2 separate regions of the Mus musculus genome follow, and region 2 is linked to region 1. Evidence: chromatin loops called from intact Hi-C (ENCODE). Cell type or tissue: heart. All regions are shown on one strand. Each heading gives the region's core, and the rest is flanking DNA. Links, peaks and the distances in the headings are about the cores only.

Region 1 (11,167 bases), core at 2,038-7,037:
TTAAACTACATGCTTCATCATGGGTCACAAACAATGTGACATTTAAAAGTTGAACACCAGGGGCTGGAGAGATGGCTCAGAGTTTAAAAGCACTGGCTGCTCTTCCAGAAGTTCTGAGTTCAATGCCCAGCAACCATATGGTGGCTCACAACCATCTATAATGAGATCTGGTGCAGTGCCCTCTTCTGGTATGCAGGCATATATACATGCAGAACACTGTATAGTAAATAAATAAATCTTTTTAAAAGTTGAACATAGGTGCTTGAGAGATGACTCAGCAGTAAAGAGCACTTCCTGGTATTCCAGAGGACCTGGGTTCAATTCCCAGCATCCACATTGGAGCTCACATCTGTCTGTAACTTCAGTTGGGGTGGGGGTGGGGGTCTGATACCCTCACAAAGACATACACGCAGATAAAACACATTTGAAATAAAATTTTAAAAAGTTGAACAGACTTACTAGAGAATCCTATGTATATTTCTAAACATTTAAACAAACACTTGTATATAAATGTAGATAGCACTATTATTTAACCTATTATCAAACTAAACCCAGACTATCAATCAACTGACAGCTATATAAACAATGTATATCTTTATAATGAATATTATTTACATAAAAAGGAATGAAATACTGATATTTGCTACAGTATATAATAAGCCTTGGAATCATTATACTGATCAAAATTCTAACCACAAAACCAAGTGTTTATGATTTCATTTTTAAGAAGTGTACATGAGTGATGGATCTGCAGCAGCAGGCTATGCATTAGACATTGTTTGGTCCTGAGGAAGAGGCTGAGGTTGCAGCTCCTCAGTGTGAATGATTTAATCACGGTGATCACTGTGCAGCTGCACGGAAATATTAAAAACTCCTGAAATTGTATACTTTAAGCAGGTGACTTTCATTAAACTATGTCATAATAAAAATGTTTGCAAACTGATACAAGATACAAAAGAAAGACACACTATAATCAAGTGTGTTTGATCCAGAAACGCAAGTGCTTTAATATCCAAAAAAGAAAAAAGTCAATCAGTGTGGTACATCTGCGAAAAGGACCGTCAACATCTAAACAGACATTAAAAACACACTCGGGAAAATCCTGCACTAACTAGGAAAATGGAGTTTAAAACCCTTATCAGACTTAATAGTGAAACACAGATATTTTCTCTCTTAAACTGGGTAAAAGGCAGGGCACTTTTACCACCTCTATTCAACATTATACTAGCCAGTAAAATAAGACAAAACATAAATCCATGTGGATTAAAAAGAATTATAACTTCATTTGCAAATGGCATAATGATGTATGTAGTATATTGTAAAGAATTCATTAAAGATAGGAATTTATAGAGGTGTATAGCAACATCATGGGACTCAGGATAAATGGACAATACTCCATTTTAATCTATATACTAGCCACAAAATATTACACATGAAATTAAAAAATTCACAATGACATAAAAAACTTAAATAGTGCAATACTTACAGGGTAAGTCATAAAATTTGCTAGGGAAATTTAAAGATCTAAGCAAGTAGTATATATATTATTATTCTGGGATAAATTTTTCTTTATACTTAAAATGATAATCTTCTTTCAAACTAATGTATAGATTTAAGGCCAGTCTCCTGAACAGCATTCCTGATGTTTGGCTTCAGAGCACGGCTCATTGGGACACTGTCCTTGCTGCTCCCCTGCCCTGGCTCCCCTGGGTGCTGGCACACTACCGCACTCCAATTGTAGTAAAAAGTGTCTGAAGCGCTTCTGTACTTAATTTTTTCATAACAGAGTTGGGAAATAAGCCCCATGTGGTGTGCTGCTGGCCTATTGACAAGGTATCAATAGAATTAAATGGGGGAGGGTGTAACCTGATCAAATAGAACTGGAATCTAGACTCTTGCACCACATACAAACTTAAATTGAACCATAAAACTCTAATGGTCTGAATTATAAAATACCTAGAAAACTAGGGAGAAATCTTAGTGACCTTCAGTTAGGCAAAAATCTCAAGTTACAACATAACACTTAATGACTGATCTCTATCAGTTTTGGGTCAGGGGAAGGAGGGGTAAGATAGGGGGAGGCAGAGAGGGGAGGAGTGAGTGAGTAGAGAGGAGGGTGGAAGGGACAGAGAGTAAGAAAATGTAGACACCCCCATGTACAGGCACACACACGCACAAAGACAGCAGATGCAAAAGTTATACACAAAATATATCCAAAATAAAGGACCACACCCAGAACATATTTTAAAAGTCTCATAAGAAAAAACAAGGCAAGATGGAAAATTCAGTGTCTATCGCAAATGGACTCCATGTGACCTACAAAACCCTGCCTCGTGCTGCATCCTTGAGGACCCAGAAGGATACTGCTGTGGGAGATCTCCTAACAGCCTGTGAGGAATGTGCGCTCCAACAGCAGACACAGCCTCAAGGAGCCAGCTCTAGATCCACATACCAAACCCAAACTGCACTGGTCATGTGACCTTCTGAGTTCTCAAGAGCGATGGACTGACTGCCTCCTACAAGAACCTTAGCTTTCCAGTGCAGATGAGTTTGCTGGCATGGAGTCAGCCAAACTGCATAGCCTAAAGCAGATACCTATACTCTCAGGCGAGGGAGATCATCCCAACGTACCCCTGCTGTGCTCACAAAGTGTGCAGACTCAACCCTCCCTTACACACACTGCAATGCTTTGAGAAGCTGAGGATAAAAGCAGGTGAGGTTGAAGAGAAGTTCAAAGAACTCTCTTAATGTAGATTTCTGGCTTCTTACAGTTTGTGTCACTGTCCCCAGGTAACAGTAGGGCGCAGGGATTACCTGCCACCTCTTCTGTGCTGCTCAAGGGAGGAGGTACAGCATGGGGACCCCTAACTGAATGCAGCTGAATGTAACTAATCTGTAGGACAGCCTCATGGCTCTGACGGGAGCGGCAAAGTGTCGCCTGTCCCAGGCCAACCTCTTCCAAAGACCTGAACGCATCAGTCAGGCTCCACTTCAGGCAAAGCTCCTTTCATCAAAGATTAGGAAGACACAGGGAACATTCTGGAGGGGGAATTGAAGGCACGTGTGCACCAATCCTGCATATTATTAGAAAAAAATCGAATTAAGTACAATATTTGTGCCCATGTAAGGCATAAGGTTCAATGTGTACAGGTATCTAATTTCAGAATGTCCTCGTCACAGCCTAAGCTTGCGCCCACCAAGTGCTCCAGCCACAGATCCTTCCCGGTGACTTTGCCTATTCTAGACAAGTCTTACAAATGGAATCATAGCTGTCCGCCTTTAAGACTGGTCCTTGTATCCACCACGAAGTCAAGGTCATCTGTGTTGTAGCACACAAAGCATCGAGTATTAAGTAACCACAGCATCTCCCACCCACCACCTCCACAGCGCCCTCTTAGCTTTCACATCATGTGATCTACCACCCTCCTGCTTTCCCGCTCATGGGCTCCTTTCTAGCTTTATAGCTAGTAGCTATACTCACATCCACATATATGTCTAGGTAGCTGGCCAGTCAGTGGTTCAGGTCTTGCAAGGTCTCCTCGGTTTGGATTCCACCTATTCCCGCCATCCCAGACACAGCGGGACACAGATATATGGGACCCGGAGCCCCCAGCACCTGCATAGATGCCAGCTGCGCTGCTAGTAGGCCGGACCAGCCGGCTGGGAGTCCGCACAGAGCCCGGGACCTGTGGAGGTGGTGGTGGAGCGGGTGGTGAAGCTTATCTTGTCTCGCTAAGGATGTTTTAAAAGGAACTTTCTGTTAGCACTTCATCCCTTCGACGAGCACCGTCGAACTGTGTGGTGCACATCCCTCATCAGCCAGGTGGTTACTTGCATTGCGTCTTGTTAGCTCCTATACTTCTAATATTCTGTATGATTTTGTAGAACGGGTGTTTTCCAGTCTCTTGAGAATTCTTGGATTGCATGCTAACTCTGTATTCAATGTATTCAGGAAAAGACAATCTTTTTCCTGAAGCCAGTGCAACAGTTTGCAATCCCACCCACAATATCCAACAGTTCACTTCTCTACAGCCTCAGCAACAAATCAAACCCAGGGTGTCACATGTGCAAAGCAAGGGCTGTCACTGAGTGACAAACTCAGCTACTGTTCAACTCTGGTAAGAGTGATGCCTGCTAAGAAGTGGCTCCTCTGCGGGCTTATTTACATTACCCTATTGATGTTGAGTGCCTTTCCTTAAGCTAAGTGGACAGTTAGAAACTAAGAAACTTTACAGAAGTGACTGCTTCATTTATTTGGAAAACTGGGTCTCGGAGTTTCTGGGCCAGTGAGGCGCTCAGTGAGTAAAGGTGACAGCTGCGGAAGCCGGATGACCTGGGCTCAATCTCCAGGCCAGGACCCATGCAAAGGTTTGAGAAGGAACGCTACAGAGCTGTTCTCTGTCCTCCATGTGCAGACCATGGCATGCGCACCCCCCCCCCCAATACATCATGCACACATACAATACTAATTATTTTTCTGAGTCCATTACACTGGCTGTTTCAAGTCTGCTGACCTAACTAAACTAGCTTCTCATGTCACATTTCATTGATGTTCAAAGTATGTTCAAGTTAGGATATTTTTACTAAGTATATAAAAATTTCATCATAAATTTTGGAAATTGCATATAAAAGTTAAAGCCATGACAGATATCTCAAATTACAAGGTACAGGTGAAGAGATTTATGAAGACACATGTAATGTATGGGTCCTGCATGCATTATACCGCATGCATAAATACTGACTTGAACATAGCTTGCTGGGCGGTGGTGGCACACGTTTTTAATCCCAGCCCTCAGGAGGTAGAGGCAAATGCAGCCAGATCTCTGAGTTTGAGGCCAGCCTGATCAAAGGAGTTCCAGGACAGCCTTCGCTGCATAGAAAAACCTCGTCTTGAAAAACAAAAGCAACAACAACAACACAAAGAATGGGGTTTATATGGCTAGTTACTAACAGTAAGAAACCACTAATAACTAAATGAAAAATGTGGTGATGTTTTAAAACCCTTACACTGAAATAACTACCCGTTAAATAATTTGCTTTCTGGGAAGTGCTTCTAAACAGATCAAGGTTCCAAACACAGGCAGCGTGCATGTACATTAACACTGGCCTGGAGACGAGCATGGTTTTGTTTCATGTCTTTTCTGTCTAAAAATTTTCATTAAAAAATTTAAAAACACAACCATAGAAAGGCACAGCAGCCTGTAATCTGAAACCCTGGTCTGATTTCTTTGTCATAGTGGGGACCTACCTCAGGGCTTCACTCATGCTAGACAAAGGCTGTAAGTTCCGCCCCAGTGCCACACTGCCCTTTAACCTGTAACCAGGGACCACTTGAGGTCGGGGTGACCTTGTACAGCTGCATAGGCAGCTGAAACAGAATGATAAGCAAATCTTTGGGAATTTCGTCAAAATTTCAAAGTTTCCTCAAAAGTGAAAGATCTAGAAAACATACACAGCATACTTCATGACATTTCAAGGACCTCACACTGTTGGTGTGACTAACGTCATACATGACACTTTGCACCCATCAGCACCAACCCTCACTCAAGGCGTCTCCAGAACCGCTCACTTGCACTGGTTTCAGAAAACTCAACCTTCATGGAGGAGCACAGCCCAGACTGATTTCATTCTTTTTCCCAATTCTAGAGCAATCTCCTAGGTCATCTCAAAGTCCCTCAGTTTGCACATCCTATAGATAAGAGAACTAACTGGAATGAGCATGCGTATGAAGGAAAGACAAGAGGACCAGGATAACCAGCAACACCTGCGTGGTGGTAGAACATCTCTAAGTGGTACAGCCACAATTCCAAATTTGAAACTGTGAGAGTTGAAAATGAATCCACACAAAGACAGACATTCATAGCATCATCATCCTAAAACAAACAAACAAACACCAAGTAGGAACATTAACTGTCTACTGCAAATAAGAACGAAGAACGGAGCTAACCCACATTCTAGGGTTCACCCCAAGGACAGTTTAAGCTCACAAACTATATGATTCTCCCTACATTTCAGAAAGGAAATGACTGCACACAAATTAGCAGAAGTCCTTGGAGGGACAGGAGCAGCTCAGGGGACATTTCCAGTCAGGTAGTCTTGCTCTAAAACCTGATTGTGAGGATGCAGCTGTTGGAGCTGCTGGGTGACTGAACCTTGAAGGTGCAGGGATTATACTTCAAAGGAGCCGTGTCTGCTGCTGGTACCAATGCTACCACTGCCTGTGCCTTCAGCCTCTTGTGATTTTATGAAGAGTGACCAAAACAAATGCTTAGGAAGACTGTTAATGCTCTGCATGGCAGGCAGTCCAGAGATTTGATATAAATTCTAATGACTCTTAGGACACAGTCTACATTTGCTTGAAAGCATGTTGCCTGTACAGGTCCCACATCAGCATGCCATTCATAGTTGCTACCGTCTGCTGAGACAAGGCAGCCACATAACCTCTGTTTACAACAGCATAGACCTTTGGCCAAGGTGGCCATGTTAGCTCTGTTTACCATAGCACAGTCAGCACTTTGGCCATTTTACACATTTTACTCTAAACTAATCCATCCCCCGTCTTGATCTCTATTTTCTTCTGGAAAAAAAATTTTTGCTTGATATCACTCAATTTTTCCATTAGATAAAAAGTTTTTTCTATTTTATAACCTGAAATAAAATTTTATTATTTATATTGAATATGCCTTTACACAAAAATATACTTTCTAGATGTAAAGCAGTTGTAGGTTTTCCTCTTCCGTGTTTGTTAATTAAGCTGTTCCTTGTACACTTCACACAATTGTTTCAAATCAAACTTTGTTTTCAAAGTTTTGATTTTGGTTCAAAACTTTTCCATTTTCTTTGAACTTGATGAGTGCTTTCTCCTAGAGAAGGACTTGCTTCTAAGCAGATGTTGGCTTTTTCTTTTCATCTCCATGACTTTGCATTGGCCTCCAGATTTGCCAACGACGTAAAGTTACCTTCTCAGACAACCAATAGCACATCTTAGGGACAGGAGCGTAGCTCTGCTGGTCAGTGCTTCCGGGGGGCCTGGGCTCCATCTCCAAAACTGCATAAACCTTGCCTCTGATTCCAGCACTCAGAGGCAGGTAGGCCGGCCAGGTGTTCAAGATCACCCTCACTTACACCAGGAGTTCAAGGCCAACCTGGGGCTGCACGAGACCATCTCAAAAGCAAACACAAAACATTTTAAAACTCAAATATTAGGAGCCAACCTAAGGAACCAGAAGACTGGCTGCTCTTCCCTAGGGCCTGAGCTCCATTTCCAGAAGCCACAGGGTGGCTCACAAGCACCTAACTTCAGTCTCGAGGGATCCAGCGTCCTCTTCTGGGCTCCTTGAACATGAAACACAGAAATACATAAAGGCAAAATACCCATACCCATAAAAGGGAGGAAGAAAGCCAAGCCAAGCTGCTCACCGTATCACATGCCTCTAATCCCAGCATCTGGGAGGCTGAGGGGCAGAATTACATTTGGGGCAACACTGGGCTATAGCACGGTCCATTTCAAAAACACAGTATCAAAACAAAGTTAAAAAATGGAATTCTAACAACTCTCCTATGAAACACTTGGAAGAGAGAAAAGCAGTAGGGTGTGGTGGCATGCACCTTTAACCCCAGCCTTCAGGAGGCTGAGGCGGGTGGACCTCTATGAGTTCATGGCCGGTTGTCTCAAAACCCACAGTAACAAAATAAGCAAAACCAAACTAACCAAACAAACCCCCAAAACACCACCACCACTACCAACATCACCAATCACCCACAAAAATATAAGAGTGTAATAGGGCTGTCTGCATGGGACAACTCAAACACCCTGAGCCACAGCCTGTAAACCAAAGGACAGTATAACTGCAAAAAATTAAACTGAAAGTAACTTGCTTGTGAAGGGAGAGAACCTTTGTATACACGTAAGTAAATCTTTAATTTTCAGTTTAAAAGAGTAGGGGATGTAGCTTTGTAGTTGGCACTTTGCTTGTCTAACATGCACAATGCCACCTTTGATCCCCAGCTTCAAATAAACCGGGTGTGGTACACTGTAATCCCAGCACTCAGGAGATAGGGACTAGAGGGTCAGAAGTTCAAGGATATCCTTGGTTACACAGTGATTCTGAGAATGGCCTGGAGTTCATGAGTCCCCATTTCAAAACAGTAACAACAAAAGCAAAAGTGAGTAACTACAAAGTTACTTCTCTTTTAACGGCCCTAGATAAAGCCATTACCCGTTAGGCCATGTTACGTCTGCTCTTTTCACCATGATTTAACTGTTTATGAGAGGTTTTATGCTGGTATTTTTGACGATGTTTGTTTTCCAAATGAACCTGGGGCTGGAAAGATTACGGGCAGCTTGCTCTGCTCCTCAGCTGCTCTAGGTGGCTCCAGGTGTCTGCATCTCTAGCTCTCCGGGATCCCATGCATCCGTTTGGCCTTCATCGCCTGTAATCATATGCACACACCACACATACCTCCAGCCACATAATTTAAAATAAAAAAGAATCTTGAAAAACAATCAACCAAAGAGAAGTCAAAAGCTGCATTAGCACCAATTCCTTCCATGAGCCCATGGCAAGGTTGTCCAAGAGGTAGTCTACAGCAAATGACACTTTCCAAACAGGCAATACAGAAAAGAAGCCAGGAGTGCCCAGAGGAGACCATGGGTGACAGTTCCAAGCTTATCTGTTCTGCCTCCAGAGAGTGGCACAAATAAAGCAACTCAGTTAACCAAAAGGAGTCAATGGAAACCAGAAATTAACTTCACTAGATTCCTATGAAATAAAAAGTACTGCTATGATTATAAAAATGGAAGCAATAAAAGGGTTCAGAAATACACTCAAGTTTATAATCAATTAAAGGGTGAGCCATAATTTGACCCTATTCATCATCTGTCATATAAAAGCCACAGTTCAATTATTAAGATATATGATAAATAGTTCACATTTTAAAACATTTATCATTACATTATCAAATTTGGTAAACTCTTATCAAAACATCTCAGCATTCAATATAAACCATATTATTAAAAGTTTAAGGTAACAACAACAACAAAAAGCCCAGAGGTGTCAGGTAAATATTTCCTATTAAAGACACAATTTAACATTCAGAGCCACATAAACGCTCACTGAACGGTCATTCATGTTACAAGGGCATACTTTGTAAACAAGTATAACTTTTCCCAACACCATTTTCCATTTTTCATCCCCAAATTATTCTCTTAGGTCAACTTGCTCCTATTTGTATGCCAAAATGACAGGTTTCCAAACAGTCCTTAACAGCAACACACGTAAACACACAAGCAGGGTGGGCATGGAATGGCTCAAAAACTTATCATCAAAGAAAAAAATAAAAAAAGAACTCTGCACTCAGATCCTTGAGGGGGGAAAAAATGTCAACCTTGTTTAAGAATTATTCAGGAAAGAGATTACATAAAAGGCTCCCGATGGTTTCAGTGAGCGAATTTACCAACACTAAAACTTTTTAAAAGTTCGATGAGGGGTGCACTCACAGTGCCGCAGTATACAACTAACGCAGTTAAATAAACAACACAGCTGAGCACATTGTAAACATTACGGAGCAAACACGTGGCGTAGCTTCTCTTCCCCCAGATGTGCCATTACAGCGCTCGGCCATGAAAAGTCTTCAAGTCTAGTCTAGTTATGTGAAACACTAAAACACTGAAATAATATGGGAGAAGATTTAGTCATGGCAAATTTACTGAAGCTTTTATTGCCTCTGTGGGTAATATGACAGGGATTGGAAACGACACACTTGAACTTACAGAGATATGCAGATGATAGTCACTCAAGAGAACCTTGACCTCAAGTATTTTTATATGTGGGTACTTCTCATTTTATACAGTTTACTATTTAAAAAGCATTACATTTAAAAATGTGTACCTGTTCTGACATTTGGCAAAAAGTAAACTCTCCCTATGGTTCTGTCTGGAAAGAAAAGAATCAGCTTGGAGACCTGACCCACACGAAGACTGAACCCCATGATCCTCTGCCGGCAATAGCTGGCTGTGTGTGAGTGAGTGTGCCCTTCCTCTGGAAGACTCCCCGACGCCCCGCCCCCAATAGGGTAAGCATTTGTATTACAAAACATTTCCTAGAACCAGACAGTCACCCTCAGAATAAACACATTAAATCAATTTTCTCTTGGAGCCCTAGCAAGTCTTGTTTAATTCTAAGATGCCATCATGGTGAACAACCTTAACTCTTTTTGCTACATAATAAAAGCTTTATATATTTTTGTTTATAATTACACAGTAATTGTAAATGTTTAGTACCAAACTGATGACAAACACTATTTTGTTAAAAAGTCTTGCATTTAAAAATAAAATCTGTAAAACCCAAAGCATTAGGCCACACACAAATATCAAGATTTTTATGAAAAAAAATTTATGAGGCAGGGAAAGAAGCTAATGGAGTCTCATTTGAAAACAAATCATATCTGAATCAATCAATCTGAAAACAATACCAAAACTCAAAATGTTCCATGTAGGGAATAAACAATATAGGTCTGTAAAACTTTTAAAGATATATATACATATATCTTTAATTTTTTTCATAATTGAAGTTCTTTATATTTACAAAAAATGAAATCAAGAAATACTGAAAACAGCAAGATTCTTTTCCTTTTAATGACCAATCCCTGTAACGTGAATAGAAATTTACTCTAAGCTTCTTTTGGTAGAAATGCATTCCTAAATTAAAGTTATGATTGGATTAATGATATATCTGTAAGGTAAGCTTTCAATGCATTTTCCAAATCATGTGACTAAAAAGCAGTTTTAATCATTTCCATATCTGCATAAATTGTTCCGCTATCCTGAAGAACATTCCTTGGTACCCTGCAGAGGACCTGGATACATGAAGCAAAATCTGTTCCTATTGAAGACCAGTCACCCAACATTTAGTTCATCATTTTAACTTCCTCATGGAAATATGTATGAATACACCCCTTTCACATGTCAGTATGTTATCAGAGAAACAAGCATTTTCAGCAGGAGAGCAAGGCATGAGTCCTGTCATGGAAAAACAAAAAACAAAACCAATCAAGACTGCATTCTGCTGTGATGTGGAAATAGCAAATGCAAGTGAGACAAAAACAGTCAAAAGTCAAATAATTTATAGAACAGAAGCCATTGGTATCTGCACCAGTGCTCGCCTGT
Region 2 (11,167 bases), core at 2,560-7,559, 200 kb before region 1:
TTTCAACCATCTCAGTTAAAAGACTAAGATTTTTTTTTTCCTGTCACATGCATTGAGAGGCCATGTGTTTGCGTGGTTAGTAACTAGGGCTGTCATTGGTCATGATGGTCCACTCCTGTGCCCAGAGCAGTAGTCAGGACACTAAGGTAGGAGAATGGCAAGTGACACCCCAGCCAAGTATGTCGCAGGATAGCTCTCGCTCGCTCGCTGTCTCTGTCTCTCTGTCTCTCTCTCTGTCTCTCTGTCTCTGTCTCTGTCTCTGTCTCTCTCTCTCTCTCTCTCTCTGTGTGTGTGTGTGTGTTTCCCTTCCTCTCAACCTCTCCTCCTCTCCCCCTCTTCCCCCTGCCTGACATTCCCCCTCCCCTGCCACCAAAGAACTGTGCCGTGAAATAATGCAGATCAAGAATCACCTATTCTCTGTGATCTTGCACAAGTTAGTTATCTATCTTCCGTAACACTGGGTTTATCTTGCACAAGTTAGCTATCTTCTGTAACACTGGGTTTCTGATTTCTGAAATGAGACCATATGCTCCTCATAAAGTCGGTGCAAAGTTGAAATAAGATGAAACATGTGACTACTTACTCCACACAGTAATTGCTCAATAAACATATGTTATTCCTTCTACTGTCTTAACGTTGGAGATAATAACCTAGTAACTGTAGACACTACAGCCAAATACACGGGTTCAAAAGTCAGACCTTGGTTGGGCTATTTAGTTAACAGCGTGACCCTAAGCAAGTCACTAAATCTCTCTGCCTCCCTTTCCCAGTCTTTAAAATGGAGATAGTTACTGTGCTAATCTCACAGGGATATGAGAGGATTAAATGAGGTCCTGGTACATGGTCAGGACCTTCTAAGTACTGACTGCCACAGCCACCAGCAGCTGGCTACTCTGCTTCCTTTGATTTATCCATGGTTTTCTGACTTTCCCATCAATTGTACAATAATACACAAAGTGGTTTTCATGTGCCTCATTCCAGTCTTAGGGTATCCTGTGATAGAAACAGAAAGGAAATTTAACACAGATTATATAACTTTCTCACGAATATTTGTCCATGCTAAATCATCTATTTTAATGTCATTCAATATGGTTATCACTTTTATAATATTACATTTGAAAAAAGAAATTAAGGTATAGCACACACACACAAAAGTACTATAGGTTCCTTGTTTCAATTCATTGAGAGCGTGGCAATGAAGCTGGTCTAAGTAGGTGCAATTCTGCCCGCTTAGCATAAGGTGGCACCAAAGTATGCTTCAACCTATGGTTCCAGTTAGGTAATGCTTTGAGAAGCCGTGAGTTTGCCTGGTTATGAACTGCGGCACACCTGAACCATAAGCAGGCAAGAGACTGAGGTAGGAGCTTTGGACAAGGTCTAGGAATACAAAAGTCTGTTTAAGTGTCTTGGCCCATAGCTTCTCCAAAGTTTGTGTGCCTTAAATGTCTAGAAATGGGTAAGACAAGGAACATTCCATTGCAAATGTGTCTAAAAGTCACCTTCTAGGGCTCATGCCCCTTCAGCTTTAAAAACTCCGGGGAGCTAAGGAATGCTGAAATCAGGAAAAACAGCCTTACCCAGGGAGGACCACAGTAATGGGCTACCCAATATCAAACGGTCAGCTCTGAAAATATGTGCATACAAGTAACAGTATATAGACTGAGCAGGTTGTATTTATGTATTTAGGAATGTGTGTGTGTGTGTGTACATGTATGTGTAATAGCAATTAAAGAAAAAAGATCATGAATTTGAAAAAGAGCAAAGTAGGCAGGGGGTATATGGGTGGGTTTGCGGAAAGAAAAAGGAAAGGGGAAATGATATAATTAAATATACTCTCAAAAAATTTTTAAATTATGGATAAAGAGTCACCTTCCAGTAAAGCGCCAATACGACTTCAGCAAAAGTATTTAGCTTCTTCCAGGAAGCTATGCTGTTTTTCTGTTATGCTAAAAACAAACAAATGGGAAAGAAAGGGAGAGGAAGCAGCAAAGAGCAGTAGCTCACTTGGTAGAGTACTTGCCTTGGTAGGCCTTGGCACACACAAAGGCCTGGGTTCGATGCCTGGCACAGTGTAAACCCAGCATGGAAGTGCTCACTGTTATCCCACCAAAGAAGAGACAGAAGCAGAAACATGAGAAGCTTAGGGTTATCCTTAGTCCACATGGTAAATTCAAGGCTAGCCTGGGCTATCTGAGGTCCTACCAAGAAAGAGGGGGGGGAGGGGGAAGGGAGGGAGGGAGGGAGGGAGGGAGGGAGGGAGGGAGGGAGGGAGGGAGGGAGGGAGGGAGAGAATGGGAGAGGGAACCTAAATAAACAGACTTTGAATCTACTTTAAATCAATAGCCCTTGACCAAGTGGGAAAAGGGCAAAAGGGAAGAGAGACTTCGTTAGATAGTTTGGTGGATGCTCCTGGAGAACTGCTCTCTGAGAAAGATTGTAGCCTGAGATAACATAATTAGCCTCTGTGGCCTACTTTCTGTGTGTGTGTGTGTGTGTGTGTGTGTGTGTGTGTGTGTGTGTGTGTTTACGCGCATGCGTGAGGGGGCATCCCTGTCTTTCTGTTGTCCCCACTGAGAGGTTACCTTTCACTTCCTCCTCCAAAGGATCCCACCACCACCCCCTCCCCATCCTCTCTCTTGTATGAGACTTGTTGGTTGGTGTGATTTCTGCAGCATTCCATGGCCCCTATCTGCCAAGGAATTTTTCCAAGGCTAAACCCTAACACTGATACCTTGGCTCAGAAGGTGCCTGTACTCCCGCTAGCTCAGGGTTTGAGCCACACCAGGACCCTAGCTACAGGTGTCACCTGCAACAGACCCACTTTCTAGCCCACTGATTGATTGGCCCTCCATCCATCACCAGAAAATTTTGGGTATTTCTAGCTAGAGTAAATAGAATTAAAGTTAAACTTTAAGAAACTAAATTTCTTTTATCCAGATGATACTGAATAATTAGAATATATATACACGTGTAGACACATAAGTGTACACAGAGAGACAGTGAAAACCCTTGACTCTTTTAAATACTAGTTTTGAATAAGGGAGAGGTTTAGGGTAAGCAAACAGTGATAACACCAACAAATACATGCTTAAACAAAAGGACATAAAATCTTCATGTGTAACCTCACTAAAACCAAGATTAGTATCATTTTATCATTAGAAATATACCAGATAAGATATTAATTATCATGAGCATGTTTTTTAAAACTCTAATTCCAAAAGAGACATGAAAAAGGAAGAAAACTGTTTAGTTACTTGGGCTTCTCAGTTGCCAATGAGTATCATCCGGCATTGTCAAAGTCCACGAGGATGTGCTCACAGATGGCGTGAGATCTCACCACCTCAAGTTTCACAGTATGGAAGGGAGTTAGAAGTACCTGGGTACAGTCCTGACCTTTTCATCAGAGTGCAGTCCTTAACATAATTTCTTTCTGTTGTGTGATGAATGAAATAGTCTTTGAAGACAAATTACTTGATAAATGAGGCAGTGTTTGTAGACAAAGGCTATGCTGTGGCCACTGCCTGAGGTGTGTAGCCAACCTTGATGATCAGTCCATATACACATGCCCACAGGCCTTTCAGCAACCATAATGGAAAGAGTGTTCATCTCTTAGGAGTCACAAATACATTGTTTTTGTGACAAGAGCTCACTGTGTAGCCCTGGCTGATCTGGAATCCATCGTAGAGATCTGACTGGCCTTGAACTCAAAGATCTGCTTGCCTCTGCCTCTAAAAGTGTGTGTGTTCCACCAGGCCCTGCCACAATCAATAAAAACAAAAACTAATATAGTGTTTGATTATAGAAAGTAGTGTTTCTCTTTGAAGAGCCTACTTTAAAGCTCTTCTACCTGGGCTTCTGTCTTTAGTTTTACAAGATGATGATTTTAAGGAGAGTACCCAAATCTCTGTTCACATGTCCCCAAATCATGTTCACATTCCCCTCTGCCTATCATGGTCATAAGGAGACCTAGTAAGGCTGAGGAGTATTGAAGAGTCTGAGGACTCCCCAAACCTAAGTCACTCTCAAGCAGTATTAAACCAAATAAATTTATATTGAAGACAAAATAAATAAATAAATAAATAAATAAATAAAGGATTCATGACACATTAACTGTAGGAGGAAAATAATTTAAATGTGTTCTGTGCACAAAACACAGAAGGGCACATTGAGACTCTTGACGATGTCAGACTTTATTAAATAATGATAAATTCACAAGCTATGTTGCTTTTGCTGGCTACGGTTTACCTGGGTGTCCCAGTTTCCCTTGATAGCAGACTATTGGCAACACACATTACTTTATTCCGGTCTTAATCACTAACATCAACTCTCAGATCTGACATTGTACTTCAGACTCACAAGTGTGCATACATGTGTATGTGCATGTGTGTGTCTGTATGCATGTAAATTGCAGAATGGCTACTAATGGGTTAATGAAGTGGTATAGTTCAAAGAGGGCTTTACAAAAAAATTGGTACAGATGCAGGTACTGCAGGTAGTTTTAAAATCCAGTTGGAGAGCAAGCCGGTGGCACTGAGCTGAATCATGGGACCACAAGGTAGGGCAGAAACGCAGGACGACAGTGGTGAAGACCTGGTCCATAGGTATAGACAGACAGACCAACAGATGGCAACTCATAAGGGATGTTTCAAGAAGTAAGGAGCTTGCTGGGCTGAAGCTCAAGAAGTCTCTGCCCCCATACCAGACAAGTGGATGACCGTTGCTGGGACTGTCATCATCATGGTATTGAGTGTCTGTTAGTGGGGTCTAGGTAAGGAGATCTCACCCTTCCTTGGCCTGTGTGTTTGAGGGTTTCTTGGGTCTGGATTTTTCTGTTGTGGTTTCAAATCTACTTTGATAAGTTTATAATTGGTACCTTTTTTAAGAATCAGTTATCTGCGGGGCCTAGCAAACACATAAGTGGATGCTCACAGTCAGCTATTGGATGGATCACAGGGCCCCCAATGGAGGAGCTAGAGAAAATACCCAAGGAGCTAAAGGGATCTGCAACCCTATAGGTGGAACAACATTATGAATTAACCAGTAACCCGGAGCTCTTGACTCTAGCTGCATATGTATCAAAAGATGGCCTAGTCAGCCATCACTGCAAAGAGAGGCCCATTGGACTTGCAAACTTTATATGCCCCAGTACAGGGGAACACCAGGGCCAAAAAGGGGGAGTGGGTGGGTAGGGGAGTGGGGGGGAGGGTATGGGGGACTTTTGGGATAGCATTGGAATGAGGAAAATACCTAATAAAAAAATTAAAAAAAAAAAGAATCAGTTATCTGGCAGTCTGTGCTTCCGGTGGTATCTACGTGGACAGTCATGTTGCCTCTGAATTTGCTGCTTTGTAAAATGGAGTCACCCAGGGCACAGCTTTCACATAACAGAGGAGAGCACAGCCTGAACCTCTAGCGAGAGCACGTGATTTAAAAGAATCCACATGAGTACAGTGCCCTCAGAGGCCAGAAGAGGGTGCCATAGTCCCTGGAGCTGGGTAGAATTATAGGTATCAGACATGAATGCTAGAAACTGAACTCACGTTCTCTGGAAGAACAGGAAGTTCTCTTAACTGCTGAGCCATCTCTCCAGCCCTTGCTTTCCTGTTTTCATTGATAGGCTTACGTTAAGCAAGCCTTTGCTCACTATGCCTGTCTTTTCCCATGATACATCTGCTATTAATCATGTGCATGCCCGATCATGTATAAGCATACGATGGTAAGTAGATGTTCTTCCTACAAGTTCACACACAGGACACACTTTACCTCTCTGGGAGTCATCGGAGACCGGCTGGATCGATCAATCCACTGTTCCCAGATGTGCTTACTGTCTTTTGAGCCCTCATCTGTCTCTCCGCCCTTGAGCTTACATTTCCATTGAGATACCCTTGATGAAATCACCAACTCTGCTTCATAAATTGGCAAATCTTAAAGTTCTTTCAGCGACTGAGTTAAGGTTCATAAAAGTCCCAAGGGTGCTAAAGGTGACGTGTGTCCTCGTCTTCCCGCCTCCGGTGACGTCATCGCTAAGACTCTTGAAGTGTGATTCCTGTGAATAGTCTACACCTGTACTTCCGGCTGTGTCTTACTTTCGTCGGAGCAACACTCTTTCTTTCAGGCCTCTGTGTAAGCCTGTATGAAAACAATTAACAAAATCTCTGCTCCAACAGTCCTGAAATTCTTGCTATTGAAGTCCCATTTCCGCCTGACATCTTGGTCCTTAAACATCTTGGGTAGCTAGCTGCTCAGGCTAGGATGGCGGTGTAGAGCTTTGTCTCTGACCCCTCACTACTGGCACCTCCCACCCCGGTTGTCTTCAGGAGGATGTCATGAGCTAACTTAGTAAAAGGCCTGGGGAAAGCATAAATAGCCCTGGTCAAGGTAGGGTCCTGCAGATCACTGACCTGCAAATCATTGTCTCCTGCAAGGACAAGGTGCAAACCAGTTTCTAGCGACAAGTGCCCCTCTGGTTAGCTACAGGCTTGAAACTTTTTCTTCTGGTAGTATGAGATTCCCGAGAGCATCCCGATTTTAGGGGTGGTCACTCTGTCATAATTTGATAGCCAAAGTAAGGAACAAAAGAATCCTTTAGATCCTTTGTCAGTCCATTTATAAAATTCCTGGAATGTGCCACTTCGGCATGAGTGTTGTTTGGAGTGGAAGGTATTTGAAAAGCAGCAGATGCTGAAGGAAAGGAATCCCCTTCATTCCCTTCTCCTTGCATACAGGAGAATAAAAAAAAAAAAAAAACCTACACTGAAGACTAGGCAAAAAAGAATGCCTCTCAATGGGGAGGCACAACAAACAGGATTCTGTACAAACAAACCCTGCTAAAACAATTCCTATTTTCCTTTAGCCTCCTACAGAATTTACTTCTCTGTACTCGTGTCTCTGTTCAACTTAATATAAAAGCATTCGAACGTCACCCCTTCCCTGATGTTTAGTTCTCAGTCGGAGCTCCCCAGTCCACAAAACTAAGATTAAATACTTATGTTCTCCTCTTACTTTTTTCATGTGTCAAATTAGTTCTTGAGCCCAGCAGGGAAGCATGAGAAGGCAGTGATAAAATTCTGCTTTTCCGACTCAAAACATTATTTGAATTCATCCCATTATGTGTTGCCTCAAAGACATACAGTTAAAAAAAAATTGAAACACTGAAATTAATGACTGATATATTTAATTTTGAGATTTATTTTTTAATAATGTGTATGTGGGGGAGGATGTGGTGGTGCCCATGATGGGTAGTAGCATCAGACCTTCCTGGGGCTTACAGATGGTGTGGGTGCTGGGAACTGAATTCCTACCCTCTACAACAACAGTATACAGTTTACTGCTGAGCCCACTCTCTGGTGGCATATAGGCTGATTTCTGATTAAGCAAATAAAGTAACCACATACTTTCCTTCTTATTTAAATCCTGACAATACCACTAAATGAAGAAAAATGAATATCTGTAGGAAGGAAGAAAATGCTGGGAAGATAGATGACTTAGATGATGGGAAAGAGGATCTAAGTTCAAGCTCCCAGAAGCCACTTGGAAAAGCCCTGTATGGCAGCACACACTGTAACCCAGTTGAGGCTGTAGTGACAGGAGGAATCCTGGCTTGCAAGCCAGCTAGTCTACACAAATCAAAAGGCCTCAGGTTCAGTGAGAAACCCTGTCTCAAAAATAAGATGGTACTGGCCTTGGTGGTACACATCTTTAACCCCAGAATTTAAGAAGCTGAGGTAGGAGGATTTCTGAATTTCAAGACATCACGGTCTATATAGAAAGACCCTGTCTTAAATAAAAAATTAAGAGGAAAAATAACTGAGAAAGAGGGTACAAAGAAGGAGGGGAAGGAAGAGGAAGAGAAAGAGAAAAAATAACAACAGTAAAAGAGACTAGAAGGGGTATCAGTAGGTGTAACAAGCAGAGTATCTCATCCAAGGAAAAAGAGCTACCGGAACTGAAGAGATCCCTGACAGGAGGAACCTAACTGGACCTGCTGAACCACTGAGAAACTTAGGACTTGGAAGCACCACGGGCCACACAGGGTGGAGATGCTAGCTTTGAATATATTAAGGCAGCAAACTGATTGAAAAACCCAAGTGGAGCATGGACCTCTACCCAAACGTGGCTCCCTGAAACAGAAGCTCCTATGCCGAGTTTGCTTTCATACTGTTCACTTAAAAAACACCGAGCAGGTGGAACTGGGCAGGGCATGGAGCTCTGTGAAGCTTTGGTTCAGTCTCCAGCAGGAAATAAAATTAAACCAAACCCCACAGGGGTTCCCTGAGGAAACTAACTGGGTATCATCTCTCAACACTGGCAATCAATCTGCCCCAAAGGAGATGAGAAAGGGGAACACACTCTCCACGAGGAAACAGCACCCTGCCTAGGGGAAATGCATGACCCAGTAAATCATTTAAAAGATTATGAGAGACTTTTTTGTCACTCAATTGTGCAACTCTTGAGCATTGACTTTGCAGGTGACAGGGTTGTGTTACAGAGCCAAGAGGGTGGACATGCCTGTGAGTGGCACCTGGCCCTTTGCTCTTTACAGCCTCCAAAACATTCCTTGTGCTGTCTTTCTGGGTCCCTTCCTTTGTCTCCAAATCAGGATCACACCTGGCCAATGTGAGCTCTTGCCCTCCTCTCTATCACATTTCCTCTCTTCCTTTAGGAAGATTTGGATTGCATTTGGGGTTCATCTGGGTCATCCAAGTTATGTTTGGGGTAGAAGGAGACAATACAGGGCTTTTTTGTAACTCGACACCCTGGCTCCTTGTCCTATTTCACAATGCTTATTACCGACCTAATGGGGACAGGTCTCAATCTTGCCTGTGATTAGCTGGAGAAGAAGCTTTGCTTGCCATCCAATCCCAGTGAAGCATGCTCTGAAAAGATGCTTCAGCAAAACGCATCACTCCTCGATTGGCCCTCTCTTCGGCTCTCAGAAGATCACTGTTCTGTGCTGTGTTTAGCAAGATTCAGAACTCAGGAGCTTGAGGCTGACATCCAAAGAGTAGATGCAAAAAGCTTGCATTCCCCACCTATCAAATGAATAAAATCAAGAACAAGAAACTCTCACAGGTCCAGATTAAGGGAAAACCATAGGACTCACAAACCTGATTATTTTCTCTATTAAAACAAGAGATCTTTGAGACTGCATTTCCCTCTGCCTACATTTAATTTTTTAAGTGTCTTCAAACAACCCAACAACATGGGGCCCAGGTCCTCTTTGCACCTTCAAAGGACTATTAGCCTGCCTCACAGTTAATTACATATGTTCTTACTGTTTTCTATACATTGTAGGTGTCTATAGGCATGGGAAGCAGGGCATTAGCTCAAATCCCCACCTCTAGCCCTACCTTAGCCAAACTGTAAATCAATTTACTTTCAACTTCTTTCCTGATGTTTTTCAAAATACAGAGAAACTGTGTGACAAATTTAACAAATCTAAATGTCCACTAAGAATAACAATCAAGGCAGCTCTGTAGACAAAGGAGAAAGAGGCAAATGACGCAAGTTTGAGACTGGTGCCCCCACCGGGAAATAGTCAGACAAGACACCATGTGACTGCATAGAAGTTCAAAACGAAACAATGCTTGGCAACACTGACTGGTGCAACATGGATACTCAGCTTCCTTACAACAGCATCTTCATATGACCAGCCTCCTACAGAAGGATGTTCCTGTCAGGGAGCTCTTGGCATAACACCCCAGACCCATGCAAGAGGCAGTAATCCCTACCGCTAGGGAAAAATCTCCATCCGTTCCCAGGATTCCGTCATTCCTTATCTCAGGAATGAGTCACCCTTCCATTAAAGTTTGCAAACAAACAAACAAAAACGGAACCTAATGGACCAAACAAAAAAGTTATTAAAAGTCCCAAGAGTCCTGACTGTATCTTAAGAAGCCGGCACTCTCCCTTGAGTGAATACTTTTAAGTCTGTAATAAAATTCTTCCTAATCCCTCTCTTTGTCTCATTTCGAAGTTCTTTTACTAACAGTGACAAGAAGTCGGAAATACTGGGTATATGTTTCATTCAGTTCTGTTTCTGAGACCTCAGCTTTCCTGAGTGTTCTATTAAAAACAAAAACAGAAACAAAACATAGGCAGATGCATTGTATTCATCTGCAACATCAGAATTCATTGAATAGCAATAAATTCACAAGCTATAGCTTTTGACCTGCAGTTCCCAAGTGATCTTGATTTTCCTCAAGAGTGTGGCCATTAGCAATCACAGATTGTATTATAATCTTGATTACAGGTACTAACTCTGAGATCCCACATGTCTGTGCATGCACACACGTGTGTGCAGGTTACAGAGTGACTGCAAAAGATTAGAGGGGTTCCAAGGTCAAAGAAACAGAGAGCTGACACGGATGAAAGACTCCCTGTAAGCCTGTTCTACAGAGTGAGTTCCAGGACAGCCAAGGCTACACAGAGAAACCCTCAAAAAAAAAAAAAAAAAAAAAAAAAGTTGGCTGAGATGCTAAGGAACCCAGCAGGAGAACAGCTGGAGGCAACCAAAGCTAAGCCAGCAGTGGTTCAAGATGAGTGAAGGAGAAGCCAATTTAAAGGTTTTGGATGCACTAGAAACAGGTCATTAGAGCATGTGGGTCCATTTCAGAAAATGGGCCCTGTTAAGGATAAAGTCCCTTGTAACTGTTACGTGTTCTCAGCCCATAGACCTTATGTCGTATGCATTGTGTAGCAAGTTCCTCTGAGAGAAAACATTCCATTTTGGAAGGGTGCCTATTAAGAAACAGGATGTTAAAAGGGAGGTGAAACGGTAGTACATTCTAAGGAGAGGTGAAACGCCCTATCCTGCAGGGAAGCACCTTAAGCTCAGGAAGCAAACAATTCAGTGGCTTCAGGAAGTTCCTGAAACTGAAAGGCTAGCTGGTGAGAAAGGCTCAGACCAACTGAGATGCCTGGAAAAGACACTCTCCAACATGCACCTTGTGCAGTGTGCACCAGGTTTCCAATATTCATGAGTTCACCCATACTGAGGTGACAGCTATATTTGAATCATGTCTACTCCCATAAAACACCTCTCACCTATATTGTTATAAGTAACCCCAATAAAGCCCTGTGGTTTATGTCTTAGTTTAGGTTTCCATTGATCAGAAGAGACACCATGACTAAGACAACTCTTATATGGGATAACATTTAATTGGGG

What was found. A loop is a pair of places that touch in the nucleus more often than their neighbours do. Peaks named below come from ENCODE experiments on the same cell type or tissue, not always from the same donor. Only the 100,000 strongest peaks of a DNase experiment are listed, where the experiment ranks them.
Region 2: it touches region 1 in a loop (3-fold over the local background); 11 of 42 quality-filtered maps call a loop at or near these places.

Annotation. Positions count from the first base shown.
Region 1 is chr3:35,883,289-35,894,455 of GRCm38, forward strand. Dcun1d1 (DCN1, defective in cullin neddylation 1, domain containing 1 (S. cerevisiae)) reads right to left here. Exons shown (of 7, transcript NM_001205361.1): 7 at 8,817-11,167. It also overlaps the pseudogene Gm20595. Among named protein-coding and RNA genes, the nearest start is that of Dcun1d1, 44 kb to the right of the region's middle. In heart, for the core only: no CTCF peak of the experiment used is centred there; no DNase peak of the experiment used is centred there.
Region 2 is chr3:35,687,723-35,698,889 of GRCm38, forward strand. No RefSeq gene overlaps it. Among named protein-coding and RNA genes, the nearest start is that of Gm6639, 27 kb to the left of the region's middle. In heart, for the core only: a CTCF peak has its summit at 5,470 (motif pointing right); no DNase peak of the experiment used is centred there.